2 separate regions of the Homo sapiens genome follow, and region 1 is linked to region 2. A link is a loop called in an ENCODE intact Hi-C map of the cell type or tissue named here. Cell type or tissue: PC-9. All regions are shown on one strand. Links, peaks and the distances in the headings refer to the core of each region. The heading gives the core; the rest is flanking DNA.

What was found. Peaks named below come from ENCODE experiments on the same cell type or tissue, not always from the same donor. Only the 100,000 strongest peaks of a DNase experiment are listed, where the experiment ranks them.
Region 1: a loop joins it to region 2, with 4 times the contacts of the local background. A loop is called at or near these places in 6 of 110 quality-filtered maps.

The regions. Positions count from the first base shown.
Region 1 is chr2:86,445,833-86,461,190 of GRCh38, forward strand. KDM3A (lysine demethylase 3A) reads left to right here. Exons shown (of 26, transcript NM_018433.6): 3 at 3,975-4,130; 4 at 5,271-5,381; 5 at 9,253-9,355; 6 at 10,610-10,734; 7 at 10,973-11,045; 8 at 11,151-11,239. Among named protein-coding and RNA genes, the nearest start is that of KDM3A, 12 kb to the left of the region's middle. In PC-9, for the core only: no CTCF peak of the experiment used is centred there; a DNase peak (open chromatin) is centred at 8,209.
Region 2 is chr2:86,368,315-86,383,672 of GRCh38, forward strand. No RefSeq gene overlaps it. Among named protein-coding and RNA genes, the nearest start is that of REEP1, 38 kb to the left of the region's middle. In PC-9, for the core only: no CTCF peak of the experiment used is centred there; no DNase peak of the experiment used is centred there.

The DNA.
Region 1 (15,358 bases), core at 3,598-11,597, 76 kb after region 2:
AGAAGACATAAGTGGAAGCACAAGGAATTAATTTCTTTGTGGAGTAGTGAATTAAGTGGTATCCTGCATTGTAGTGCAAGGCATAAAATAGACATGTAATTAAAAATTTGTCTAAAAACCATATCATTCTGTGCTCCTGCTTTTAAACTTGGAAACATTTTCATTGGTGTTTCTGATGGCCTTTATAATCATATAGTCAGGTGAGATGAGAGTATGGTAAGAGTGGGAGATTTTGATATTAGTTTATTAGATACAATATTAATTCATATATCAGAAAGATTTTCTGTTGGGGAAACATTGGCTTGAAAAATCTGAAATATCGAGCATTTGGTCAAGGTGTTTCATAGGTACTAATAAGGTACACATTTGCAAAATACCCATTAAAAGAAGAGCAGATTTCACAATTATAGGTAGTGAATCATAGTTGACTCTGGCCTTTGAAGCCACACAGTGTAAGTCACATCTCATTGTGGGCCAAAGGAGCATGGGTGAAATAACACAATTTAGAATAGAAACTAGCTGCATCTGTCAGCTTGCATGAGCTTGGTCAAGTCACTTTAGTTCTTACTGAATTTAAATGTCTTTTTAGGCCAGGCGCAGTGGCTCATGTCTGTAATCCCAATAATTTGGTAGGCCAAGACGGGTGGATCATCTGGTCAGGAGGTCAGGAGTTCAAGACCAACCTGGCCAACATGGTGAAACCCAGTCTCTACTAAAAATGCAAAAATTAGCCAGGTGTGGGTGGCACTCACCTGTAATCCCAGCTACTTGGGAGTCTGAGGCACGAGAATCACCTGCATCTGGGAGGCAGAGGATGCAGTGAGCTGAGATCGCGCCACTACACTCCAGCTTGGGCAACAGATTGAGACTCTGTCTCAAAAAATAAAATAAGTGTTTTTTTGTAGAAATGTCCACAGAAGAAGCTTTTTTGGGGGATGTCATTAAGTGTAAAACCTCAAACCTTAAGGCACAAATGAAAGATGCTTTGTTTTTTCTGGAAATGGGGTCTCACTCTGTCACCCAGGCTGAAGTGCAGTGGCACAATCATAGCTGACTGCAGCCTCAACTTCCTTGGCTCAAGCAATTCTCCCACCTCAGCCTCCTGAATATCTAGGACCACAGGTGGGCACCACCACTCCTGGTTAATTTTTGTATTTTTTGTAGAGACGAAGTTTCCCCACGTTGCCTTGGCTGGTTTAGAACTCCTGGACTCGAGTGATCCTCCTGTCTTGGCCTCCCAAAGTGCCGGGATTACAGGTGTGAGTCACCATGCCTGACTGACATATATGGTTTTGATAGGAAACTTTTGAACAATATTGAAGAAAGCTCACAACTTGTTGGTTTTCTTATATATTTTTTAAAGTCATCTTTTTCCAAACCAAAATAATGTGATTTTTGGCTAATACAGCATAATATTTGAAAGTCATAAACTTAAATTGTTTTTAAGGAGGTAAACTTTTTTTTTTTTTTTTCAAATCACTCAAAAATTGGGATATGGAAAGGGGCCCTGTCTGTCTTTTGGTTTAGGGTTATCTTAAGCTTTAGATAGTGATCTGGTAAGAACTGTGATGTTGCTTAAGTTTTGGGAAACCACTTAAGATCTTAATCCTTCTTAATTCTGCACTTTTTTTTTTTTTTGCTGAATAGATATTAGATAATTGTGTTGAAGATCCTCTTTCCCCTGCTCCTAACTTAATAAGTGATACCTTGATAAGATTTGAATTAACCATGGAGGTATTAAAACTACCTAGTTGTCTTGCCAGACACTTTACATACACTGTCTTTTAAAATATGCCTAACTATGCAATGAGAGGTGTCACTTTTTTCATTTTGAAAAACATTGAGAGAACTTAGATTTTCTAAGTGAGGGTTCTTAACCTGGGGTGCAAGTTAGTTGGTTTCCTTTGTAATCATAAGTATTTTATTTTATACATGTAAAATCATTCTAAGAGAGATTCAGTGTAGCTGGGAATTCAAGGTCTCTGAATCTGGATCTAGAATTTGTGTGTGCTCATTCCTCTTATACCACATTGCTGATAAATAAGAAAACTGTCTACCTAAAGCTTGGTTGGGTTTGAGGTTGATGTGAATATGGAGCAGAAAGACTAGCCAATTTAGGGGAGATGTCAGAGCATATGGATTCTGTGGCTAGGAAACAGAAAGGAAGATGGGCAGTCTCTGCCCACCTTTATGAAAGACCATTTGGTTGATTACAGTGATAGAAAACATATAACCAGGGAGAAACGTATGTGGGCCTTGCCACGTGGGTGTTCACATTTATTCTGATTTGGAAAGTATTCAGTAATAACTGCAAAGTTAAAAGCCTAAAATACCAAGAAGATATGTAGTTTCCTAGGTAAAGTCGCCTGGGAGGTTAGGGATGCATGTTTTGTTGGCTGAGAAGGGTAGGATAGATCTTAGATTTCATTTATTTTTATCCTGTAGACTGGAGAAGGTTTGGGATTGGGGCTAATGTGGGAATTTAGTGCCTTCTAAGCAGGTGAGAGAAACAAGATAGGAACCCAATGCAGAGGGAAATTTATTCATTAATCTATGCTAACAAGTATTTGAGTACCAATTAGATTCCATATACTAGTGATATACAGTTGTAAGCAAAAGCAGAGACAGACTTTGACCTATTAGAATTTAATTGTCAATCAGTTAACAAATAAATAATGCAAAGTGTGGATAAGAGCTAAGACGGAAAAGTACAAAACTTTGAGTACAGTTAGTATGGGGACCTCTCTTGGGAGAGAGAGGCACTTTGGTAAGGGAAGGTTTGTTTGAGGAAAGGATATATGAATTGTGCTCTGATAGATGAAGTTAACTAGTTAATAAACTGAAGGTTGAAAAGGGATGTATGAGTGATGTCTGTAAAATGATGAACAGATTTGATAGATGATAGATGTATTAACTAATTCCTGGAAACCAAAATGAGAGACCTCTTTAGTAAGAGGAGGAATTTTAAATCAAATAAAAACAGTGATTTTTACACTGAATATCGAGGGAGTTTATTGTCATTGGTAGAATACAAAAAGCATTGAAGAGGACCTAGAGTAAGTTAAGGGGTAGCATATTTATAATAGGTTAAGGAAGCTGGAGTGTTTCAATGCTTTTATATGACTTTGAGTTTTATGGTTTTGTAAACAATTCCTACTCATAGATCACTCCCAGAAGCCCACTTTTAGACTGAATTTTCTTAATGTCTTTAAATATGTATACAGGTTTTAAGAGTTGTAGCCTTAGGGTTAAAAGTATTATGCAGGTCAGAAGCAGAAAACATTACAATTACTTGGAAAACAATATTTCAAGGTAGTTTAACTTTCATATAAGAAGCTAGAGATAGTTCTGAAAAACTTTGTGGTCATTTTGTTAATCACTCGTTTCTATGTTATCCAACAAGTAGTTTAAGACTCCAAATTCTGTGGTAAATTTCCTAGCTTATTCAACTGAAAGGGATATTGAAGATGTGCTGTATATTAGGCCTTGTGCTAAATTTACTCATTCCAGAGGAATTCAAAAGGAGGTGGTGGATTGTGGTGATGGGGGGTCATCTTAAGCCCACTTATATTGTCAATAGACAATTACAGTGCAGTTTTATTAAGTACATCTTTTGAGTTTCAAATTTTTGTCTTGCAATTCCAAAAGCTCAGATGTCTAATTAATGTATGTAAACGCCTGATAAGTAGGGGTTGTTTGGTTTCTGGGCTTCCCAGGGGTTTACTTTAGGGACACAGACTGGCCCAAAAAGCCTTGACTTCTGCATCCCGAAGTGAGTTGGGAGCCAAAGCCTGGTTCATGTGTGATTATGTATTGTGGGCTGTGACAGGAAGTGAGGGAGCTGGAAGGGGGAAAGCACATCCAGATAAAGGATTCAAATAGAATAATGAAGGTATAGTTCAGCTGGGGCATTTGTAATGCTTATTTTAATAAATTGAATCTGCTTCCCCCACCCCCCAATTTTGTCTGTCTAGGTGTGTGTGGAATTTGATGGGGAATCTTGGAGGAAAAGAAGATGGATAGAAGTCTACAGCCTTCTAAGGAGAGCATTTTTAGTAGAACATAATTTGGTTTTAGCTGAACGAAAGTCACCTGAAATTTCTGAACGAATTGTACAGTGGCCTGCAATAGTGAGTAAAACTTGGGCTTATTGAACTCCTGAGAAGAGGGCATTTTATCCATTGTGGGTACAAAAGGAATATGTAAATGTAATGCCAGAAAGTCAGAAAAGCTCCCAGGATCTCCTGCCAGCCCTTTTAAGAACTCTGCACTTCTGAGCGAGTCCCTTGACTTTGTTGGACCTCGTGTTCACTTGACAAATAGGGATGGAGGTAGTAGTGGGAATGTCTAGGTCAGAAGGCAGGAACTAGCAGTCATATGCAAACATATAGATCTGTTTGGTTTGGCCCTTGCAGTACTTTCAAAACATTTGAATTAATTGCCTACTTTAAAAAATGTGGAGAATACATCTGAAAATCTAGATTTCCATTGTCTCTTAAAAAATCTACAAGATAATGGCAACACTGGAGCCTTATGGCAGCAATGGGCTAGAGCCAAATAGTAGCTGTTGCCTTGCTCTCTGTAGGGTTTCCAGTCTTGATCTTATGATCTTTAAGGTTCCCTCTGGATTATTATATTTTTTGGCTTTAAAGATACTATAAGTCAGTATATGATTGTGCTATATCCACATTGTAAAGTGTGGTGCAAAGAGAAGAGTGAGCGCTGTCTGGAGAGGGCACTTTAGTCTTTATGGGACTTGAGCTGGTGCTTCAAGGAGGGAAGGTTGGATCTGGATAGTTTGGAAAGGCCGGGAGAATGGTTGAAGGCTGATCAGATTGTGATCTGATTTTGCCCATGAGTGAAAAGAGCTGCTATGGAGATTCTTGAGAGATGAGGGTTGTGGTTAAAGTTTTATTTTGCTCTTTGTATTTTTTTTTCCAGCTGTTTAGAACTGGTTAAAAACACAGGCCTGTCTCCCCAGAGAAGTGTGCATACAAACAGTTTTTGCATAAATTTTTGGGACACCATGAATCTGTGAACCCAGTCTTGAATATTAATAACTCCCAAATGTCTATCTGGTTTAAATTATTGGGTTTGAATAAAAATTGTATTATCTATGGCTGCATAAATAGTTGTTATGAGATAACTTGCAGTAAATAAAAAAAATTAGTGGCTTTATCACTTTCTCTGTGTGTGGAAAATTGCCAGTTCCTATTTTCAGAATTATGCTGACAGCAGTTATGATGCTAAAGTGTTTTCTTTTGTTTTAGACGTACAAACCTCTGTTGGACAAAGCTGGTTTGGGATCCATAACTTCTGTTCGCTTTCTGGGAGATCAACAAAGAGTATTTCTTTCTAAAGACCTTTTGAAGCCTATACAGGTAAAACATAGAAACAGTAGTAAACATTAGAAACAGAAATACGAACTCCTTTAACATGAGAAGTAAAGTACAGTTGAACCTTAAATAGTGTGGGTATTATGGATGCCTACTCCTTGCACAGTAAAACATCTACATATAACTTTGATTCCCTCCAAACTCTACTAATAGCTTACTGTTGACCATAAGCCTTATTGATAAACAGTTGGTTAACATATATTTTGTATATATATTATGTACTGTATTCTTACAATAAAATTAGCTAGATAAAAGAAAATGTTATTAAAATCATAAGCAGAATACATTTAGTATTCATTAAGTGGAAGTAGATCATTATAAAAGGTTTTTGTCCTTGTCTTCATGTTGAGTAGACTTTCGGTCTTGCAATCTCGGGTGACAGAGGTGGAAGGAAATCTGTTTATAATGGGGCCTGCACAGTCCACAACTGTGTTGTTCAGTGGCCAACTGTATATTGATGTTGACTGCTCTAATTTAAATACCTAACAGGAAAGAACCCATCCCATCAGCAGTTAGGTGTTAGACATCATTCCTCAATGTTAGCTTTTAGGTTAGTGCTGTCCATTTACGGTTGAAAGGACAAGGGTATTATAGTTGATGGTGTGTGTGTATGGAAACACTTAGGTGATATGAAAATAATATTTAAAAGTAGACCGTTGTTTATATACATATATGTGCATGCATACATAGACACTCATGCATACATATATACAAGCAATCCTCATTATTTGTAGATTCTATGTTTGTGAATTTACCTATTTGCTAAAATATATTTGTAACCCCAAATCAATACTTGTGGTGGTTCATGGTCATTCACCAGTACTTGCAGAGCTGCAAATAATTTGAGTTGCATGATGCAGGTTCCCAGCTCCTAGCTAAGGTTAAATAAGGTGATGTTCCACCTTGTTTCACTTATGCTGTAAACAGGTGTGCTTTTTGCAGTCTATTTAGTGCTGCATTTTTGTGCTTTTTTTTTTTTTTTGGTGATTTCACTGTTTAAAATGGCCCCCAAAAGCAGTGCTGAAGTGCCATGATGTGTCTTAAGAACAAAATACATGTGTTAGATAAGCTTCATTCGTCTGAGTTATAGTGCTCTTGGCTGTGAATTCAAGGTTAGTGCATAAGCAGTATATATTAAATAAGATGTCTTTCAACAGAAACACATAAAACAAGATTATGTGTCAATTGGTTGTTGAAAATGTGACCAGAGGCTTGAAGGAACCTACACCTGTATTTCCCCTAGGAGCAATGGTTCAGTATTTGTTAATAAAACATTTTTTTGCAACTTGATAAAACATAACTACTGCAAATGATGAGAATAGACTGCACACACGCATACAAACACACACATTATAATAATATTCATCTTTTAGATATCATTTATAAAGCTGAATAATCTTCTTTACCGCCTTCTGTTTTGTGACTTCATACCTGACTTGTTTCTTTGGGGTATAGAACTATGAAACCTATTTGCTAAAAGTAGTTTGGGGTCAGTGGTTATCAGGTTGCCGAGCCTGTATCGGGAAGCCCAAAGCACTGGCTTTTCCTCTACTTGAGTCTCATCCATACTTCCATATCTGGAAAGTGAGTGAAAACAGGATTCATAATCTGAACCTTATTTTATAATGTTTAAGTAATGGAACAGAGGAAGATGCTTTCACTTAGTTAATTTCAGACACAAGTTCTTGTGTTATACCCATCTTGATATTTTTCCTGACTTAAAAGGAAGACTGACTTGCTTGCAGGGATCAAATAACATACAGGGGGGTTGTGGATATTTTGCTTTACTGAGTAATAAAAGGAATTTTTTATTCTTAGTGCTGTTTTCTGAATTTACATCTTTCCTGTATTTAAGGTTTTCAATTAAGGTAGAACCCTAGTTTTGTTTCTTGGGATTGAGAAAGAAACATCTAAATTAGTAAGTTTATATTTGTTCTCGGGAAGAGGGGCTGTGGGGCTGTGAGCCATCAGTGTGAATGTTGTCATTAATACGATATACAATTAACTGGGAGAACTATAATGTGTGGTCTTGACTTTTAGTGATGTTGAGTTTTCAAAGTTTAGTACTTCAGAGAATTATCTTGTAGATATGGGTGTTCACAGTAGGCTGTACGAAATTCCACGTTGGGGGATGTGATTACCCCAGTAGGATACTTGCTCTAGATAATGCACAGAGCACCTGAAAATCATTTGGCATGTGGAAAAATTGGGATTGAAAGTTAGGGTCCGTCTTTAGATTGAATTTTACTCAGTTATCTGTTGGTAAGAAAAAGATAAGGTATCTGGACAACTATCTTGCACTTTCGTTAAGCCCTAAACTCTCCTAGGCAGCCTAATATTTTTCTACTTTATTGAAGCCCTTTGCGGCTCTTTCCATTGATACATACTTTCATCTTGTAGTAGGAATTGGAGAATATAATTAAATTTTTTGAAATTGCATAAACAATACATGCATGAGAAAAAAACAAAAACTAACCCATTCTGGTAATTAATGTTGATCTCTTATGGAGTCCCTAGGTTTGTCTAATGTTACTTGGCAAAAGAAATACATTTTTCCAGCACAGCTTCTCTAACAGACTAGTTATCCTTCCCAGTGGGAAAAATGGATGACCCATTCTTGGTCATTATCCATTTCACAGTGGCAGAAAAGCATAAAGCCCTGATATTGGAAGGGCTTCTGTGTTGAGCACTGTTTTTTCTTTGCCCTGCTAGAATTCGGTTTGGCAAGTTATTCCTATTGACAGTTTCTGTATTACATTTATCATAACTGGGTGTGCACACAAAGCCAGAAGACTGTGGAATAGTGCCAAGAATGGAGCTGCTGCCAAGAATTGAATGTTTCAGAACTGGCTTACTCTGACGCCTTAGGCTATTCATTCAGATTTTCTGTTTGTCCCCCCACCTCCCTTTTTGTAAAAAAGAATGCATTTTGTAATACTAGTTAGGTTAAATGAATCTGTGTGAAATGAGTTGTTAAAAACAGCAGTTTCTTACCAGGAAGGGAGCTGAAGCTTGGTCAGCTTTAAGGGGCCTTAGAAAATAGGGTTTTGGCCTAGGTAACCAGGCTGAGATGTGGTTCAAAATTTTCCCTAAAATTGCCATCATGGGTGCATGCTTGCTCATCCCCAGGGTGGCCACTGGGCACAGCCATGGGTTTACTAATGGGAATATGGAAAAAAGGGCTGCCCATTATCAGTGGACTTTGGTGGAAAGAGATATGTGTACCTCTGGAGTTAATCTTTACAATGTGTCAAAAGGTTTGGAGAACATTGATCAAGGAAACATTTTTCTGATTGATGAATAAACTAACTCTCAGTTATGGTCATCTACCCCTGCTAGTAGGTTACACAGTGTATTATATAGTACATGCAGTGTGTTATATAAAATAAAAAAAAAACCCAGACAGTAATTGCAATGAATCGACCATATACATCTGTCTCTTGTGTGTCATATCTGTGTTTTTTGTCCCTTGGATTTGGATTGTGATTTCCCCATCCCCAGTATTTAGGATACAGAGTGTTTTTTACTTGGATTGACCAGCTGTTTGTTTGCTTACTTTTTTCCCATTGCCAAAGTTAGTCATTTTTAAAATTATGCTTTGAGTTCCTCTTAATATTTCTCATGCTTCTAGCTTGGGATGACTTTACTTCAGTCTGCCTTATAGCTGTGATCATTTGATGGTCTAGGACTTTTTGAGCCATCTGGTTTACTGGAATTGGAATGATTTGGGCTATCACATGGTTTGTTGACACTACTTTAACCCATTTGATTAACCAATTGAAATAGCCCACTGGAATTTAAATAACTCTTCTTATTAACTGTTACCCTTAACATGTAATGATCTTTCATTTTTCAGGATGTAAACAGTCTTCGACTTTCTCTTACGGATAATCAGATTGTCAGTAAAGAATTTCAAGCTTTGATTGTGAAGCATTTAGATGAAAGCCATCTTTTAAAAGGTATATGCATTATCTAGTGGTGATAGTTCACGAGTTGACCAATGATTAGCTTGTGAGAAACTAGGGTTTAGCCTCTCATTCATTTGCTCATGGAAATTTCTTTTTTCTTTTTTTTTTTTTTTGAGACAGTCTAGTTCCTAGGCTGGAGTGCCAGTGGTGCTGTCTTGGCTCACTGCAACCTCTGCCTTACAAGTAGCTAGGACTACAGGCACGCACCACCACACCCGGCTAGTTTTTGTATTTTTAGTAGAGACAAGATTTCACTATTTCACCATGTTGGCCAGGCTGGTGTCAAACTCCTGGCCTTAAGTGATCTGCCTGCCAAGTGTGAGCCATCACGCCGGGCCATTTCTTACTTTTTTTCTAAAATAAATTTTTAAGAAATTTAAAATTTAAAATTCAAAAAATGTGTGTGTTGCTAAAACCTCTGAAATTTGGAAAGTTCAGGGATTATATGAAACTAACAGTAAAGTAGGGCCAGGCACAGTGGCTCAAGCCTGTGATCCCAGCACTTTGGGACATCCAAAGTGGGAGGATTGCTTGAGCCTAGGATAGGAGTTCAAGACCAGCTTGGGCAACACAGGGAGACGTCGATCTCTACAAAACATTTTTAAAAAAATTAGCCCGGTGTGGTGGCACATGCCTGTAATCCCAGCTACTCAGGAGGCTGAGGCAGGAGGATCACTTGAACCCAGGAGGTCAAGGCTACAGTGATCCCTGATTACACTGCTACACTCCAGCCTGGGTGAGAGCAAGACCCTGTCTCAAAAAAAAAAAAAAAAAAAAGAAAAGAAAAAAGATATTTTTAAAGCTCAGCTATATTTTGATGTGGAATTTGATATGTTTGGAATATCAGCCATATAAAATGGATAAGGCATTAATTTGATACTCCTTACCTTCCCATTTGTGTTACTGAGTTTCTACAATCATACATTTTTTTTCTGTGTTTTTTAGATTATCAGACATAGTATTTTTGTTGGGGTTCCTGAATTTGATTCCTCTAAAACTACACAGGACAGTGAGTGAGGTCTTGATGAATTGTCTAATACTACTTTGGTCCGATACAAAATAAAAAGTTTAAATTTTCTCATAGCTTTTCTGAAATGTCAGTCATCTTATGTTTGTAGTGATTCTTTTAATGTTTACTTTTGCGTTTTTTTAAAAAAGACTTAGGAAAAGATTGTCCTGGATGATGTTGCTATTGGGAGATAATGCAAATTGCTCTAAGATTTTTTTTTTTTTTTTTTTTTTAAGGTGACAAAAACTTAGTTGGTTCAGAAGTAAAAATTTATAGCTTGGACCCATCTACTCAGTGGTTTTCAGCAACCGTTATAAATGGAAACCCAGCATCAAAAACTCTTCAAGTCAACTGTGAGGAGGTAAAGACAACAATAACTCTTTGTAAGATAACTCGACAAAGCATGATAACTATACAAAGCATTTATGATTTTCTAGGCACTAAATACCTTTATTATTTTATAGGGTAGAAATAATTACAGTTGTTTTAAAAAGAAATTATTCATAAGAAGCTCCTATTGTTATGTTAATGAACCTGATTTTCAGTATGTTCTTGAGCATTTTTTATTTTCCGGTATCTTTGTTTCATTTATTTTTAAGATTCCAGCACTGAAAATTGTTGATCCGTCACTGATTCATGTTGAAGTTGTACACGATAACCTTGTGACATGTGGTAAGATATGTTATTAAAATCTTTCTTCTCCTTCCTCCTTTCCTCCGTTCTTCTCACATTAAGAGAAACAGGGAAGCCAACTTAACCTATTTTTAAATATTTTAGGTAATTCTGCAAGAATTGGAGCTGTAAAACGCAAGTCTTCTGAGAATAATGGAACCCTGGTTTCCAAACAAGCAAAATCTTGCTCTGAGGTAACCTTTATTTATGTCACTTGTGTAAAGCTTTCCTTAACTCCAACATTGCATGGCTAGTTTTTATTTTTTATTATTTATTTAATTATTTTTATTTTTTTAGAGATAGGATCTCACTCTGTCACTCAGACTGGAGTGCAGTGGTGCAACCAGAGCTTACTGCAGCCTTGAACTCCTGCCTCCATAGTAGCTGGGACTGCAGGCATGTGTCATGCATGACACCTGGCTAATTTTTGTGTTTTTTGTAGAGACAGGGTCTTGGTATGTTGACCAGACTGGTCTTGAATTCCTGGGCTCAAGCGATCCTCCCGCCTCAGCTTCCCAAACTGCTGAGATTACAGTCATGAGTGAGCTACTGCCCCTGGCTGCGTGGCAAATTTTTTTAGTGTTATATTGCTGTCTGCTCTTCTTTGCTAGTTCCAGATCTTGGCCATAATTTCTACACTGAAGCAGATGGAGATAATATAAGTTTATGGTTCACTATTTTATGTAAAAAAGTTTCATTTTTTGGTATTTGCTGGAGATTCTCAATAGATTTGACAATTTCACCATGTGGAAGTGTTCTTAAAGGTAAATTGAGTTGTGTGTGTCAATGCCTGGCATGAAAAGAGGGAAGGAGCCTTAGAATTCTGAGTAGTTTGGGTGTTGAAATAGGACCTTCACCTTCTCAATAATAAGGAATTTAATTGGTCATTTATGATTGGGTAAACAAATGTATTTCAAGGAAAGTGATTGGTTTGCCATTACTAATTTCTGTCCAGAAAAGTATAGGCTTTTGTGAATGCTACTGTGGGTTCAGGTACCAGATTTAATTCTATTCTGAAATAGTTACCATTTGGACCGAGACTATTTCTCTTTTAGGTGAATTAAATCATTAGGACCTATTCCAATACAAATAACTTTCTGGCACCTTAGGAATCCAAATGCCTAAATGTCACATGGATAGTTTCCTGTGTTATAATTATCAAAAACTCCTTTATAATGCTCTGCCCCAGGCTGGAGTTTAAAATTTAAAAACTGACCAAGGCCAGGAGAAATGGCATGGGGAGTGGGCCAGGAAGCCAATGAATAAATCTGGGTTTCTTGATTAAGGGCAGACTGGACTACAGCATCGACTAGAACCAAAGCTAGCACTGTGCCACACAAACACTTGAGTCTGTGTAGCTAGGATGGTTAATTGGCTTTCTTGAATCTTTCCTGTATACAGGCAACAGGAACTTTGATACTTCACCAAAAGCTTTGTAAACCAGTGTCTGAAGCCTCTGTCCTCCTTTGAAGGGTATAGGCTTTGACCTCTTGAGGCTCAGGTTGTTTAGGAAAGAATGAAGAGTTAAGTATGGAAATTAGTCTTACTACCTTTCATTTTTGCCTTAAAGTTTACAAGGTAATTTCAAGTACATCCATCCAAGAAACCATAGTTACTGTATTAAGTACTCACTGTGTGGTGGATACTTGGTCCTGGAGATTGAAAGGTATCTGGAGTTCCTGTCTCAGATTCCATAGGATAGTGAGGGAGACAGACTTCCAGAGGGCTCCCACAAGTGCAGGGAGAGTGCTCTGGTCAGGAGCTCTGCAGGTGCCTCAAGAAGCAGCCTGGGCAGAGCCTCTCAGACAGGGAGGACGTGTCTTGTTTGGTGAAGGGCAAATGTTTCATTGTGGCAGGGGCACAGGAGGCATGGAAAAAGAGAAGCAGGGTCAGAGATAGGAAGTTTGGGTTTTATGCTGCAGATGAAGAGGGGGTGTCTGGGGTGTTCAGGGGTTTTAAGTTCAGGAGATTGACTTAAGCTCTGTAGATGATGGATGAGGGAAGGACATGAGAATAGAAATGAGGGCACTGATGAGGTTAGTTGTATTGCACATCATAAATAGGCTTGAGGTGAGGCGGTAGCTAAGGGGGTGGAGAGCTATTTAGGAGACAGCAGTAGTTGGATTTGGTGGAAGACTAGGTGTTAGGACTGAAGAAGCACAGGAATCTAGCTAATGAAGTAGGTAGAACAAATGGAATGTCTGCCTCAAAGAACATGACAGTTCTAGCTTAGGAAGCCCAAGTGACATGGTCAGGCAATTATTTATGATACTATATAGTCTCCCAGTATAGAAAGGGGCTGAGCTGCTGAGGAATAGGGGTCCCTGGTCTAGAAGGGAACAGATAGTAAGGCTCTGGGTAATTAATGTGGCCAGGACTACACAGAGGATGTCAAGCTCAGAGACAATATTGTCAAGTAATCCATAGTATTAGAAGCTGAGAGATAAACAGGATATAATAATAATTTCTTTATGTCAGGTTTTAACGTTAGAGAAATTGTTGGCAGTCTAGAGTTAGAAGTAGTAAATATCAGTTTGGAGAAGTTGGTTGTGTGTTGCCTGTCATGGGGAATGTGTCAGTGTAAATTGGGAGTATGATGAAGAGGAGAGCTGAGCTGTGAGACTTGCTGAGGAAGAAGGGTTGGGAATAGGAATGACGTATCCTGTTGGATGGTGGAGCGATCAATCTGGGGTGCAAGCAGAACTGAGGTCAGTGGGAACCTCCCTTGGGGGAAGGTGCCTTCAGAATGTTGAGTGTGTCAGCAATGAGAAAGGTGTTTGAGCAAGTAAATTTCTAACCTTCAAGGAGGTACTTGTAAAATGTGGGCATATAGACATATATGATATGATCCTGTCTCCTTGATTCAAATTCTTGCAAGGCCAGAAGCATTACTTTTTTATCTTTCTCAGCATGTTGCCCATACTATGTGTGCTATTGAGCTGATTGTTGGGCACATTAGAAGCTATTAAAAAAATAAGCCTGCACTTCAGCCTGGAGATAAGTTTCTTAACTTCTGCATCTAATATGATAAACTAAATTAAGTGTTTTAAAAATGTACATTGCAGCTCTTGAGCTCTATGCTAGTCACGTCATTCTAAAGGAAGTCGAAGGTGGATTTTTACCTGGGTTTCAGAAGTTCTTGAAAATATTTTTTTGATTGTGAAGCTCATCTCATTTGAAAATTTTTGGTTAACCTAGAAAAGTATAGTAAAGAATAGAATCATCACTTGTAATCATACTTCTCAGAGACTCTCTGTTTACATTTTGAAATACTTCAAATGTAATGTAAGGAAATACTTTCCTTCTGTCTCTTCTCCCCCTGTATTTATCACAGAGACCTGATTTTTTTTGTTAGTTTTTTAAAACTAAAAACCATACTCTTGTAGCCTCCTTGATTCCCTTGCAATGTATTATAACTATTATTCCATATCGGTAAATGTCTTTCGTTCTGGGTGATTCTTGTAGTCAGACAAGTTTTGGATACACTGGCCTGGCCTAGATTTCAGGAGGGCTGGAGAGATAAAGGGAGCAGTGGGGAAAGAAAGTTTTTGAAAATGTATGAGTGAAAGGTGAGTACAGTAATGCACTCAGCACGATTCTCACTGTGTTTGCACTTCCCAGATGTGTTGGACTGGCACTTTTAGGGTGGTCTTTAGAAGACAGGCATTTGGGACTAGTAGGCAAGACTCTTGACTGTCTTGATGAATACTTTTGGTTAAGATAAACCTGTTTGCCAGTGATACCTGGCTCCTTGAAGGTCTTCTCTGCCTAGCAGACTATTCCTCAGAGTTACGACGTTGCCTGGTTAGTTGGGAAAGAGTCTGCTGAGGAATGTGAGCCGGCAGTGTCCTTTTTAGAATTCTATCATACACTCAATTATATTATCTCCGTCTGCTGGCAGGGAGGAACTATTGCCATGACTGGTATAGAAGACCTTCAGGGAAAACTCTTCAGGTAAGAAGAAACTTTGACCCTTTGTTGAGTCAGAGGCCAGTGCGGAGGTGCACTCGTGAACATGGGTTTGGGAATTGGAGTCCTGTTCCTGTTGAGCTAAACCTTAGGAAAGTTGTAGAAGGAAATACTTGAGTTTCTTAAAGGAAAAGCACGCTAAGTTGTGCTAATTCTAACACACGGTGACAGAATTGAGAAAATTTTCGCAATGTTTTTCTGCTTTAAGACAGCTCATCTCTAAAATTGATTTCAGCGCCAGGCACTATGGTAAAAGCACAGCCCTGTAAAGTATACTTCATGGGAAGAAAGTGCTAGGAAGTGTTAGAGACTGAATTTCAAACCAAAGGCTAACACCAAAATCC
Region 2 (15,358 bases), core at 5,196-13,195:
GTCCAGTGCCTGCACCCTGCCGTCTGTTCCTGTGAGAAGCCAGTCCGGGCCACCCAGTTTCTCTCCCCAGAGAGCCCCCTGTCCCAGAGAAGGACCCTGTTCTGCAACCCAGAGAAGGGGACTCCTTGGGGATTTGGCCTGGGGCGGGTGCGCCCTCTGGGGGAGCCAGCAGAGAACGCCTGGGAAAAAAAAAAAAAAAAAAAAAAAAAAAACGCGGTGGGTGGGAAGGAGGCGGGGCTTGAAAAACCAAATTGCTTTCAACAGGTACTTGGCCAATCGCGAGGTACCGCAGCTCAGTGAAATCCCTAAGTTAAACCCAAGTACCATCCAGACTGATTGAACACTTATCTCCTGTGAGGGTCTGGAATGAATTGGTAACAGATGGATGAGAATTTCAAAACCAGAGAGGTGCCCACAGGAGCCAGCATGGGGGACAGTCCCTAGTGCTGGTGAGCTGACATCTAGGCATCATTGTTCAGTCCTGGGCTCATCAGAGGCAGCCAGGCGAGGTGGAAACTGTTCATGTCCAACTCAGAGAGTGTCAGATGCAAGAGGAATAGGACAACTGGGAGCACTGGTGGTCAAAGGGATTTCTGCTTCGGGTGCAAAATTGGAATTAAAAAAAAAACAACTCTGGAGATTCTATGATTGAAATATCTGTCAAGAATCTGTGATTCTATTACAGGTGCTGCTCTAGGAAAAAATGCACTGTGGGGGTCCTGCTCACACCTGGGGTTAATCTAAGGATTACAGAAGTGCATTTGGAGGGAATATTGAAGCAGACGGAGTGGGCTAGCCTAGTGGGTCTGCGTGTGGCCCCTGAAGAGCGGCTTCAGTGTCACTTGGGACTTGGTAAAAACACAAACTTGAGGTTCCAACCCCAGGCCTACCGAGTTAGAAACTGTACAAGTAGGGCCCAGGAATCTGTTTTAATAAGCCCTCCCAGGGACTCTGATGCAAGCTAAAGTTTCAGAATCACTCTCTAGAGTTCATCTTAATCTGGTGGTTATTTTCCTCTGTATTTTCATCACACAGTACTGATATTTACTACTGTTAATATAACAATAGAGCATCCATCAATTCGGCATTTATTATGAACCAACACAAAAATGAAAAAGACGTAGTACCTTCTTAGTAGGAGCTCACAAAATGATGAGAAACTCAATTTTAACCCAGACAACTGTCATGCGCACCCCAGCCAAGGGATGAACACACTAAGGGTGCAGAGGAAGAAGGGATTCATTTCTACTGATAAGCTGGCAGAAAGAATCACTGAAACAATGATTCGTGATTTGGATTTTGAAGGACATGTATCATGTTCAGCAAGCAGAGAAAGAGAAATTGATTATTACTTAATAATAGTTCAACCGTCCTTAAACCAAGGGTTTGCTTTTAGACCAAACAGAGCAGAATAGTTGTTTTCCTTGATATCTTTATTTGTGGGGCAAGTCAGGCAGCATCATCTGCTGGTGGTTCTCATGGTAATGGGAAAGCAAAAATAAATGATCTTCATCAGTTCATAAGGTTGCTAATCACCCAAGGTCAGGACTGGAGACTGTGAACCCAGACGCCACTGGTTTTGAGTAGAGGAGCAATATGCAGAGAGGAGAACTACCTGGTGACAGCAAGGATGTGTTGCTGTGTGTGGAGGGCCAGGCGTCCAAAATGGGGAGCGGGAGATGGAAGAGACATCAGCAGAGAGGAGGAGAGAAGAAATGAAGGAGGATTTGACTGAACTTGGTGGAGGCTTTCAGGAAAGAAGAAGAATCAATCGTTCAGTAGTACCTGTATTTGGCCTCCTAAATTAAATGTAAATAAGGCTTTGCAGCCTGAAAGCATAAGAGGAAATTTAAGCCAGAGTTTCAATTATTTAAAACTGCAACACAGTACACTTGGAGCTGGGATCCAGACTGTTCTGAGGAGTCAAACCACATCACTCATTAGACAGATCTTCTCTGAGCTCAGGACAAGCTAGCCCCTGGATCAGTCAGGGCCTAAGCAGAAGAGAGACACCACACAATAATTTGAACAGGAAAAGTTCAATATAAAGAATAAATCATAAAAGTGAATTGGATAACAGGGGATTGGCTAAAAGAACAAAAAGAGAACTCTAAAGAATAGAGGAATGGCAGACATAAGAAGCAGCTGCTATGCTGGGGGCTACTTAGGCCCATATGATAGCAGAGTTGCTTAGGTGCTTGCCAGCACAACTTGCTGGAAGTCAGTCTTCTAGGGTGCTAGGGAAAGCTGCTCCTAGGGAGGTGTCAGTGGAGGCACTCCACTATAAAACTACCACAGGTGGAGTGCCAGGGGAAGCTGCTGGCCTCCAGATGTTGCAGGAGCCTGGGACTGGAGAAGCTGTGCTTGCCACAGGAACCTATTGAACTAGGCAGTACACTGGAAGCAGGAAGCAAAACTCTTTCCTCCTGCAATGTCTCTCCAGCGCCCTCTACTCACAAAACTTTCCTTGGAAAAAGAAAAATATTTATAGGTCCCAGCTTAATTTTCACAGAGCAAGCAAAAAGGGTGAATTTGGAGTTGAAAAGCAATGAATTGGTAACTGGGACACCCCATAACTATCTTAGAAGGTTCAGGACACTCAAAAAGGGTATCGTTTGATTCCATATTACCGTAGAAAACAGTTTAATCTTGTCTAAGTTTGGACTTTAAGCAGGTAGAGGCTTGCCTGATGGGTACCTGGCCATGTGTGCATCAAAAACTTTATAAAAATTGATGCCTTTTCATCTAGGACTTCCATTTCTAAGGACAAGCAGAGGTAAACAGTGGTTCATTGCTGTGATATTTATTAGAAAGACAGAAAACGTGCTTAGAAGTCTGATATCTGGGGAATGGTTCAATAAGTTCTGATGTGTTTACAAGGTGAAATATAGGTCATTAAAATGATATTTTAAAATAATTTTTAATGGAATGAGAATATACTCATGATATAATGTAAAAAGGAAAAAAAGGACATGAATAGTATCTGTGGTACATTCCCAATTATGTTAAAATGTAAAAGAGTGTGTGTGTATGTTTAATAAAACAGAAGGCATGATAATGGTGTTTATCTCTGGATGGTGATTTTTATTTTTCTTCTCCATGCTTCTCTATATTTTTCATATTTCCTAGACTGAGCATGTGTTACCTTTATAATTTAAAAAATGTGAGCATGTTTTAAGGAATATGTACATCTCCAGCATTCAGTAGCAGGAGAGAAGCCTGGCTTCACGATTCCTTCTGGAAGCTTACGTTTAAGATCTGATTTTTCTTCAGGAGTACAGACTTTTAACGGCCTGTTTACAGCTCCACTGGGGTGTGGGTGGAGACAGAGCTCTTTCTGCCCATATCATTTCCTCTTCCTATATCTCTTGAATCTTTCCTTCCTTTGTGCAGAAGAAGAGAGAGAACAAAAATATACAGCAGTGTGATAACATGGCCTTCATAAAACTCTGCTCCTGACAGCAGCCACTGTGTATTTACTGACTGCAGAACTTCCCTCCCTCCTGCTCAACCCTCCCTCCTCCTCTGCTAGATATTTACCAATTCATTTGTATCCGATGTTCCTTCTGAAACAATCACTGGGATAAGATGAGATTCTCTTTTTCTGAGGTTTTCGCTTGCCAGAACAGCATTCCAGAATTCTGGTTTTGTTTTTCTTTTTTAAAAGAACTCAGTTATGGTAAAGATATGCATGCTGCATAATGATAAAATAATCTAACTTTCAAGTCAAAAAATAAAATATATTAATCTATATTATTTTAATAGCTTCTTATACAATAAAAAAGCATTGAATTTTCATAGGACACTTTTAATAAGTCACAGTGTGACCAACTCCTTCCTCTTTTCAAGAGTCTGATGGAAGTCCAGCAATTTAATAACAGATATCACTAAGGAAACATGAAAGAATAAGATGAATGGGATAGCTACCGGGAGGGTTGTTTAAACTATCAACCAATATGGCCCCCCTATACTCACACACACACATGGTCACACACACATGCACACTAGAAAGGACATGAAACTCCTCTCTGGCCTGTGGGGGCAGAAGACAGCTGGAGAGGAAGCAAGACCTCAAATTAATTGAAATTTCAATACCCACACGAGGCTACGGCTCCTGTTTGGACAGCATAAACAGAGGCAGAGTAAGTTTGGAGAGCTGAGAGCAGAGGAGCTCTGTTCGCTCTTTCTCTCCAGAACTCTGGTACCTCATAGGAGTGTCTCATGCCCTTTTGCAGTGGAAACTGTAGCGTGACAATGACTGAATGGGATGCCAGGGACACAGGGGTTCTGGGACAGTCTTACCTGTATTCCCACGGCTCTTAAGTGGCATGAGGGAGCTGTCACATTTTTCTGAGCCTCCCTTCCCCAAGAAAGATACAGTAGTTAGATTTTAAAAAAGGAGAGAAATGCTAATCTCCAGGATCCCTTTGCCTTGAGGGAATACTGGGTAGAAAGTGGTGTGAACTCTATGACTGCTATCATATGAGACCAGACCAAGACTGGAGGCCTGGCTATCATGGGTTCTGGGGCACTCCTCCCATATCCCTTCTCCAGGGCAGATGCACTCATCTCTCAGCTGCTGAGAATACTGGTTGCTGACCAGTATCCACTGGGAATTGCCCTGGCTGTGGGGAATTGGCCCCCGGGTGGGAGCAGTCCACACATAGTCAGTGACTGGCTGAGGTAGGGATACAAAAGCCAGCCTGTCCTGCTTCAATTTGGAGCAATCATAAGGCATTGTTCCAGCTCAAGAGCTCCCCCTGGGATCTAGGATCTGTCACCACATTACAGGACGGTTTCTATCTCTCCCCATTCCTGCCTTCCTTGTTCCCTTATTCCCATCTGCAAGACGCATAACTGCCAACACTTTCCAATAACCCCTCTGTAAGCCTTTTTCCATCTCAGAATGTGAATTCATTGTAATATAGTTGGTGCCGGGAGTGGTCCTAGGAAGCCAACTGCAAAAAGGGATTTTGGAAATGGGTCATTTGCTGGCTAGCTGGCAATGAGAACCCTAGACCTGGTGGCTGAGCATATGCATGGGACAAGAGCCCCAGAGTGTGCTGGACAGGTAACATTGTTCTGATCAGCACTAACACAGCTCCTTGGAGGACATTGCAGGGTCTCTGGCTTGCATTTTGAGAAGCCAGTGGAGGATTTTGAGTACAGAAGTGATTTAACCTCACTAATTTACAGGGAATATAGGGAGAAGAGAAACATGTTAAAAGACACCAAGGGGAAACAATCAGAAAAATCCAGGCTGGCAGAAATCCTACAGGATAAACAATGTTGTTTGATTATGTAAAAATATCTTGAAAGATGGAAGACACTATAAGCCAGGTTAGATGACATAAGTGTGTCTACGCATACAGCAGCTCAGGAATGTTACCCAAGAAACTGGTAATGGATGTGCTGGGACCAGATGTAGGCAGCTGTAATACAGAGTGAGGAGGAAAATTACCTTTTGAAGTATTTTCTTTTTTGCATGTTGTTTACTTCACCACCCTATCCAAATAATTCTATTTTGGTATCAAGTAATTGTATTATTTCTTTGGAAACAATACCAATAAATAAATATATCTTTTAAAAAAGGTAGCAATAGACTGGGAAAATCGACATTAATATTCCCAATATACAAATATTTTCTACAAGTCAATAAGAAGAAGATGAACAGCGAAACAGGAAAAAAGCTATTCATCAATCCATCTTTTTCGAATGGTTTTGATGAATCCCAAGCACGTGCCCAGCACTATTCTACATGCTGAGGATAGGGTGCTGAAGTAAACAAACAAAGACTCTGCAATCCAGAGGCTAACATTCAGTAATGGTGGGGTGTGCACGGAAGAAGAGCACATCTACAGGCAATTGACAGGAACAGAAATTCTAATGGTTATAAAGAAATAAAAAATTCTCGACCTCAAAAACAAATATATACAAAGTGAAACAGGAAGACATGATTTTAACCCATGGAGTGTCAAAGATTAAGTAGACCTAGAGCATCCATCCACAGTGAGAGTGGGGGAATTGGAACTCCTTTGTAATGTTGAATGGTATGTAAACCAGTGCAAGAGTGAAAGAGCATAATTTGCCTGTGTGTGTTAAAATAGAAATTATACATACACTTATAGCCAGCAATAACACACTTAGGAAACTTTGGAAATAATACCAAAAGTGCAGAAAGGCATATTGAGAAGCAGTGTTTATTACAGCATTTTTTTGAAACAGTGAAAATGTAAAAACAATCTCGATGCTCATCAGTAGATGATAGTTAAATAAATTATGATATATCCATAAGTACAAAATAGTACTATTTTGATGTTAAAAGAATGAGGTAAAGAATGAGGTAATTCTATAGATATTCACCTGGAAAAAGAAGGTTGCCAAGCAGAATATAGGAATTGTTCCCTGTTGGGTTTTTAAAAAGCTCTATCTGTATGATAAAACTTAATTTGTTAAAAAACAAAACTCTGTATGTGTGTTTTAAACTTTTCTTTTTGGAATAATTATAGACTCACAGAAAGTTTTTAAACTGTCTTTTAATTTTTTTACTTTTAATTGACACAAAAATTGTACATATTTATGGGATACATGTGATATTTCAATACATGCATACAATGTATAATGATCAAATCAGGGTAATTGGCATATCCATCACTCAAACATTTATCATTTCTTTGTGTTAAGAACATCTGAAATCATTTCTAGCTATTTTGAAATATACAATAAATTATTGTTACCCATAGGTACCCTACTGTGCTATAGAACACTGGAACAAATTCCTCCTGTGTGACTGTAATTTGCACCATCAATCATTCTCTCCTTATCTCCCCCTCCCTTTATCCTTCCCAGCCTCTAGTAACATCTAGTGTTTCACTCTATACTTCTATGAGATCAACTTTTTCAGCTCCCACATATGAATGAGAACATGCAATGTTTGTCGTTCTGTGTCTGGCTTATTTCATTTAACATGATGTCCCCCAGCACCAGGCTCATCCACTTTGCCTCAAATGACAGGATTTCATTTCTCTCTCTCTCTCTCTCTCTCTCTCTCTCTCTCTCTCTTTCTCTCTCTCTCTCTTTCTCCAGGGTCTTGCTCTGTTGCCCAGGCTGCGGTGTAGCAGTGCGGAGTGTAACAGTGCGAACATGACACACTGCAGCCTTGACCCCCCGGGGTCAAGAGATCCTGCCTCAGCCTCCCATGTAGTTGAGACCACAGGTGTGTGCCACCATACCTCGCTAATTTTTTATTTTTATTTTTTGTAGAGATGGGGTCTCACTTTTTTGCCCAGGCAGGTCTCAAACTCCTGGGCTCAAGTGATCCTCCCACCTCAAACCTCCCAAGGGCTGGGAGCACAGGTGTGAGCCACCACAGTCAGCCATCAGAATTTCATTAATTTTTATGGCTGAATAATATTCCATTATGTATATATACCATGTTATCTTTATTCATTCATCTGTTAATGGACACATAGTTGATTCTGTATCTTTGCTACTGTGAATAGTGATGCAATAAATATGGGAGTGTAGATATCTCTTTGACATACTGATATGATTAGGCTTTGTGTCCTCACCCAAATTTCATCTTGAATTGTAATCCCCGTAATCCCCATGTGTCAAGGGAGAGACTGAGTGGAGGTAATTGAATTATGGGGGCAGTCCCCCTTACCATGCTGTTCTCATGATAGTGACTGGGTTCTCATGAGATCTGATGGTTTTATAATGGGCTCTTCTCCTCTTCACTCAGCATTTCTCCTTCCTGCCACCTTGTGAAGAAGGTGCCTTGCTTCCCCTTCACCTTCTGCCATGATTGTAAGATTCCTAAGCCTACCGAGCCATGTTGGGCTGTGAGTCAATTAAACCTCTTTCCTTTATAAATTACCCAGTCTCAGGCAGTTCTTTATAGCAGTATGAAATCGGACTAATACACATACTGAATTTTATTTTGTTTGCTGCATACCCAGTGGTGGTATGGCTGGATCATATGGTATTTCTAGTTTTAGTTTTTAAAGGAAACTCCATACTGTTTTCCATAATGACTGTCCTAATTTACATCCCCACCAGCAGTGTATAAAAGTTCACCTTTCTCCACATCCTTACCAGCATTTGTTATTTTTTGTCTGTTTGATAACAGCTACTTTAAGTGGGGTGAGATAATATTTAATTGTGGTTTTTATTAGTATTTCCCTGACAATTAGTGGTGTTGAGCATTTTTTTCACATACCTGTCAGCCATTTGTATGTCTTCTTTTGAGAAATGTCTTTTCAGATCATTTGCCCATTTTTAAACCAAATTATTACTATTATTATTATTTTAATTTTATTTATTTATTTTTTTGAGATGGAGTCTCACTCTGTTGCCCAGGCTGGAGTACAGTGGCGCCATCTTAGCTCACGGCAAACTCTGCCTCCTGGGTTCAAGCGATTCTCCTGCCTCAGCCTCCTGAGTAGCTGGGATTACAGGTGTGTACCACCATGCCAGGGTAATTTTTGTAATTTTAGTAGAGATGGGGTTTCACCATGTTGGCCAGGCTGGTCTCACTCAAACTCCTCACCTCACGTGATCCGCCCACCTTGGCCTCCCAAAGTGTTGGGATTATAGGTGTGAGCCAGAGCGCCCAGCCTATCTCTATTATTTTTGCTGTTGAGTTGTTTGAGTTCCCTCTATATCCAGGATATTAATCCTTTGTTGGATAGATAATTTGCAAATATTTTCTCCTACTTTGTATGTTGTCTCTTCACTCTGTTGATTGGCTCCTTTGCTGCGCAGAAGTTTTAAAAATTTTATATAATCCCATTTGTCTGTTTTTGTTTTTGTTGCCTGTGCTTTCGAGGTCTTATCCATAAAAATCTTTGCCCAGACTAACATCCTAACACATTTCTCCTGTTTTCTTCTAGTAGTTTCATTGTTTCTCGTCTTTAATTTAACTCTTTACTCTATCTTGAATTGGTTTTTGTATATGGTGAGAGATAGTGGTCTAGTTTTATTCTTCCAAGTATTCTTCAATTGTCCCAGCACCATTTATTGAAAAGACTGTCCTTTCCCTAATATATGTTCTTGGCACTTTTGTTGAAAATCAGGTAGCAAATCGGTGAATTTATTTCTGGGTTCTCTATTCTGTTTCATTGGTCTATGTGCCTGTTTTTATGCTAGTAGCCTTGTAGAATATTCTGAAGTCAGGTAGAGTGATGCCTCCAGCTTTGTTCTTTTTGCTCATGATGTCTTTGGCTATTCAGGCTCCTTGTGGTTCCATACACATTTTTGGATTGTTTTTTCTATTTCTGTGAAGAATGTCACTGGTATTTTAATAAGAATTGCATTGAATCTGTAGATCACTTTGGGTAGTGTGGACATTTTAATAATATTATTTCTTACAACCTCTGAACATAGTATGTCTTTCCATTTTTTATGTCCTCTTTATTTCATCAGTGTTTTATAGTTTTCATTGGAAATATCTTTCACTTTCTTGGTTAAATTTACTTCTAGGCATTTTTATAGCTATTATAAATAAAATTGCTTTCTTAATTTTTTTAGATTGTTTGCTATTAGTGTACAGAAATGCTACTTTTTTTTTTTTAAGACAAAGTCTCACTGTGTCGCACAGGCTGGAGTGCAGTGGTGTGATCTCAGCTCACTGCAACCTCCACCTCCTGGGTTCAAGCAATTCTACTGCCTCAGCCTCCCGAGTAGCTGGGACTACAGGCCCACACCACCATGCCCAGTTAATTTTTTGTATTTTTAGGAGAGACAGGGTTTCACTATGTTGGTCAGGCTGCTCCCCAACTCCTGACCTCAGGTGATCTCCTGCCTCGGCCTCCCAAAGTGCTGGGATTACAGGCATGAGCCACTGCTCCCAGCCGTTACTAATTTTTGTACATTGATTTTTGTATTATCCAACTTTACTGAATTCATCGATCAGTTCTAACAGTTTTTTAGTGGAGTCTTTAGGATTTTTAAAATATGAGATCAAGTTGTTTGCAAACAGGAAGATTTTGATTTTCTCTTTTCCAATTTAGATGCCCTTTTCTTTTCTTTTTTTTTTTTTTGAGACGGAGTCTCGCTCTGCCGCCCAGGCTGGAGTGCAGTGGACGATCTCGGCTCACTGCAACCTCCGCCTCCCAGGTTCACGCCATTCTCCTGCCTCAGCCTCCTGAGTAGCTGGGACTACAGGTGCCTGCCACCATGCCCGGCTAATTTTTGTATTTTTAGTAGAGACAGAGTTTCACCATGTTAGCCAAGATGGTTTCAATCTCCTGACCTCGTGATCCGCTCACCTTGGCGTCCCATTTCTTTTCTTTTCTTTTCTTTTCTTTTCTTTCCTTTCCTTTGCTTTCCTTTCCTTTCCTTTTCTTTTCCTTTCCTTTTCTTTCTCTCTTTCTTTCTCTCTCTTTCTTTCTTTCTCTCTTTTTTTTTTTTGCCTAATTGCTCTGACCTTAGACTTCCAGTGCTATGTTGAATAAAAGTAGTTAAAGTAGGCATCCTTGTCTTGTTCCAGATCTTAGTGGAAAGGCTTTCAAATTTTCCCTGTTCAGTATAACATTAGGTGTGAGTTTGTCATATATGGCCTTTATTGTTTTGAAGTACATTTCTTTGATACCTGATTTGTTGAGAGTTCTTATCATAAGAAATGTTGAATTGTATCAAATGCTTTTTCTGCATCTATTGAGATAATCATATGGTTTCTGTCCTTCATTCTGTTCAAGCAACGTATCACAGTTGTTGATTTGTGTATGTTGAATCATCTTTGCATCCCTAGATAAGTCCTACTTGACCATGGTGTTTTATTTTTTTGATGTGCTGTTGCATTCAGTTTGCTAGTATTTTGTTGAGGATTTTTGCATCTATGGTCATCAGGGATATTAGTCTGTAGTTTTCTTTTGTGTGTGTGTCCTTCTCTGGTTTTGGTATCAGGGTAATGCTGGCCTTGTAGAGTGAGTTAGAAAGAATTCCCTCCTCTGGAGTTTTTTGGAAAAGTTTGAGAAGAATTGGTATTAATTCTTCTTTGCAAGTTTGGTAGAATTCAACAGTCAAACCATCCAGTCATTGACTTGTCTTATTGGGAGACTTTTTATTACTGATTCAATCTCATTATGTATTATTGGCCTGTTTATGTTTTCTATTTTTTCATGGTTCAATCTTAGCAGGTTGTATGTGTCTAAGAGTTTACTCATTTCCTCTAGGTTTTTCAATTTATTGGCACATAGTTTTTCATACTAGTCTCTAATAATTCCTTGTATTCTGTGGTATCACATGTAACATATTTTCTAAATCTCAGATTCTATTTCTTAATCTAGCTAAAGGCTTGTCAATTTTGTTTACCTTTTTTTAAAACTAACTTTTGTTATGTTAATCTTTTATATTATTTTAGTCTCAATTTCATTTATTTCTGCTCTAATCTTTATTATTTCTTTCATCGTACTAATTTTGGATTTGTTTTGTTCTTGCTTTTCTAGTTCCTTGAGGTATATCATTAGTTTGTTTATTTGACATTTTTTGACTTTCTTGATGTAGGTGTTTATGGCTATAAACTTCCCTATCGGTACTACTTTTGTTGTGTCCCATATGTTTTGGTATGGTGTGTTTCATTTTCATTTGTTTTAATAAATATTTAAACTTTCTTCTCAATTTCTTCACTGACCCTTTGGTCATTGAGCAGCATGTTGTAAAATGTACGTGCATTTGTACAGTTTCCAAAGTTCCTCTCTTATTGATATCTAATTTTATTCCATTGTGGTCAGAAAAGATACTTGATATGATCTTGATTTTAAAAAATATTTTGTGGCTTGTCTTGTGGCTTAACATATGGTCTATCCTGGAGAATGTTCCATATGCTAATAAGAATGTGTATTCTGCATCTATTGGATAAAATGTTCTGTAAATGTCCATTGGGTCCATTTGGTCTATAGTGTAGTTTAACTCTAATGTTTCCTTGTTGATTTTCTGTCTGGATGACCTTTCCATTGCTGAAAGTGAGCCATTGAAATATCCTACTATTATGGCATCGCAGTCAATCTCTCCCTTTAGGTCTATTAATATATTTGCTTTCTATATTTAGATGTCCAGTGTTGGGCATATATGTATTTATCATTTTTATACCCTCTTGCTCTATTGACTCATTTATAAATACATAATGGCCTTCTTTGCCTTTTTTTTTTTTTTTGCCATTCTTACTTAAAGTCTATTTTAGTATAGATATCCTGCTCATTTTTGGTTTCTTGTCTAATATAAGTACAGCTATTCCTTTTTTTTTTTTTTTTTTTTTTTGAGATGGAGTCTTGCTCTGTCACCCAGGCTGGAGCGCAGTGGCACCATCTTGGCTCACTGCAGCCTCTGCCTCCTGGGTTCAAGTGATTCTCCTGCCTCAGCCTCCCAAGTAGCTGGGATTACAGGTGCGTGCCACCATGCCCAGCTAATTTTCTTATATTTTCAGTAGAGACGGGATTTCACCATGTTGGCCAGACTCCTGACCTCAGGTGATCCACCCACCTTGCCCTCCCAAAGTGCTGGGATTACAGGCTTGAGCCACCATGCCCAGACCTGGTTTTTATCTAATATAAGTATAGCTATTCCATTTTTCATCGAAATATCTTTTTCCATTTTTTCACTTTCAGTCTTGTGTGTATCTTTTTCCATTTTTTCACTTTCAGTCTTGTGTGTATTTATAGGTGAAGTGAGTTTCTTGTAGGCAACGTATAGTTAGGTCTTATTTTTTCTTTAATCCATTCAGCCACTCTGTGTCTTTTAATTGGATAATTAAATTCATTTACATTCAAGATTATTATTGATAGGTAAGGACTTACTACTACCATTTTGTCACTTGTTTTCTGGTTTGTTTTGTAGACTCTTTCTTCCTTTTTTCTGTCTTCCTTTGTAGTTACGTGGTTTTCCCTAGTAGAGATGTTTTGATTGCATGCTATTTATTTTTCTATTATAAATGTATCTATTATAAATTTTTGCTTTGTGGTTACCATGAAGCTTATAAAACACTCTTACAGTTATAACATGTTATTTTAAATGGATAACGACTTAACTTTATTAACAAAGCAAAGAAACAAAATTAAACTCTACACTTTAACAATATCTCCTCCACTTTTTGGCTTTCTGATATTTCAAATTACATCTTTTTATATTGCCTTCTAACCCATTATTACAGTTATTATTATCTTTAATACTGTTATATTTTAGTCAATACTAAAAATATAAGTGGTTTTGATGCCTTAATTATAGTATTAGAGTATTCTGAATTTATCTGTATATTCACTTTTACTAGTAAGTTTTATAAGTTTTACACCTTTAGATGTTTTCTTGTTACACATTAGCAGCTATCTTTCAGATTGAAGAACTTCCTTAGCATTTCTGTTAAGAGAGGTCTGGTGTTGATAAATTCTCTCAGCTTTTATTTGTTTGAGAAAGTCTTTGTCACACTATCATGTTTGAAGGATAGCTTTTCTGGGTACAGTATTCTTGACTGTTTTTTCCCCCCTTTCAAAACATTGAATATACCATCCTACTCTCTCTAGGCCTGCAGGGTTTCTCTTGAGAAATCTGCTGAAGGTCATGTTGGGGCTTTGTTGAATGTGATATATTTTTCTCTCTTTTTCTTGCTGCGTTCAGTATTCTCCTTTTGTCTTTGATTTTTGATAACGTGATTATGACGTGCCTTGGGGAACTCCTCTTTGGGTTGAATTTGATTGGTGACCTCTGAGCTTCCTGTATCTGGATGGTGTTGTCTTTTTCCATATTTGGGAAATTATCACCTATTATCTCCTTAAATATGTGTTCTAGGCCTTTTTCTCTCTTATCTCCTTTGGGAACTCCTGTTATGCAGATGTTATTTCACTTGATAGTGTCTCATAATTCCTGTAGGCCTTCCTCACTTTTTAAATTGTTTTTTCTTTTTGCTGTTCTGATTAGGTAATTTCAAATGTTCTGTCTTTGGGCTCTCAGATTCTTTCCTGTTTGACCAACTTAATTGCTAACCTTTAAGTTGCTTCTGAGTCAGGGAGACATTCCATATGAGCATGTGGGCTGTATGGGAAATCCGGCCAGGGATTTGGGCCTTCCTGTGGATCGTGCACCTCTGAAGCACTATGGTGCCCCACTGATCAGAATGAAGAGCATCTACTGAGATCTGCATGGTAGTTGCTGAGATCAGCACTCCTACTCTTTGTCTCCAGATCACCTCAGGTGGGTCAGCCCTCTTGTTACTCCCAATGCTTCTGGTAGAACAGGACCAAAGCAGGTTTTCCATGAAGATTCCGAGACTAGTAGGGAGATCAAACATCCACCTCCAATTCCCTCCTCCCAGCTCAGAAACTGTAGGTCCATCCATGGAAATTCTCCATGAATGGCATTATTCCAGCTTAGGGGAGTGGGTGGTGCAGTCTAAAACGACCTTTTCTTTTACTAGTTGTGGCTTTTCTCATTTCTGTGGGCCCAGGGAGCTTCTCTACTTCTCCCCCAAGTTCTGTGAATTCAGGATGGTATTGTTGTTTCTCAGTAGTTGCTAGTTGTACTTTTGTGCTGGGGGTTGTCTATTCACCATCTTGCTGACACCACTCTGGAAGTTTTAAAAATAGTACAGAAAGAGCTTGTGTATCCTTCACCCCACTCTCCCCAGTGATAAAATTGTACACAACTATAAATATCAAAACTTGGAAATTGACATGGGTACAATACCAACTAGGTTATAAAGCTTATTCAGAGTTCATCGGTTTTTATATGCCAATTTGCATATAAAAACCTCATTTGAGTGTTTGCATATGTAGGTTCTATGCAATTTTATCACATGTATAAATTCATATAAGCATGGCCACAATTAAGACACAGAACTATTACATTACATCACCAAAAGGAACTATCTCCTGCTACCCCTTCTCTAATGCCTGGCAACACTTATCTGCTCTCCATAGCTATAATTTTGTCATTTTAAGAATGTTATATAGATGGAATAATACAGCATGTGACTTTTGAGATTGGTTTTTTTCATTCATCATATTGTTCTTGAGATCCAAATTGTGTATATCAAAGGTTTGTTTCTTTTTACAGCTAGGTAGCATTTCATTATATGAATATACCATTATATTGTGTTTTTACAACAGCGTGCCTTTATAAGCAGTGGTGAATTTAGGAAATGATAAATTATAAACTGTAGGCAAGGTTAACTCTGGAGACTGAAATAGGAGCAGTCAGAAGCAAGGATTTTCACATATTTTTGTAACTCAAAAGAGAGGAGCTTAGGGGTATGTTTTCTTTTATTTTGTTTTCAGTGTCTTTTCCCCAAAGAATTAAAACACACTAAAATAAAGAAAATTAACTAGGCCAAAAAACTTGAACTGAATGTGTGGCAGTTTTCAAGAAA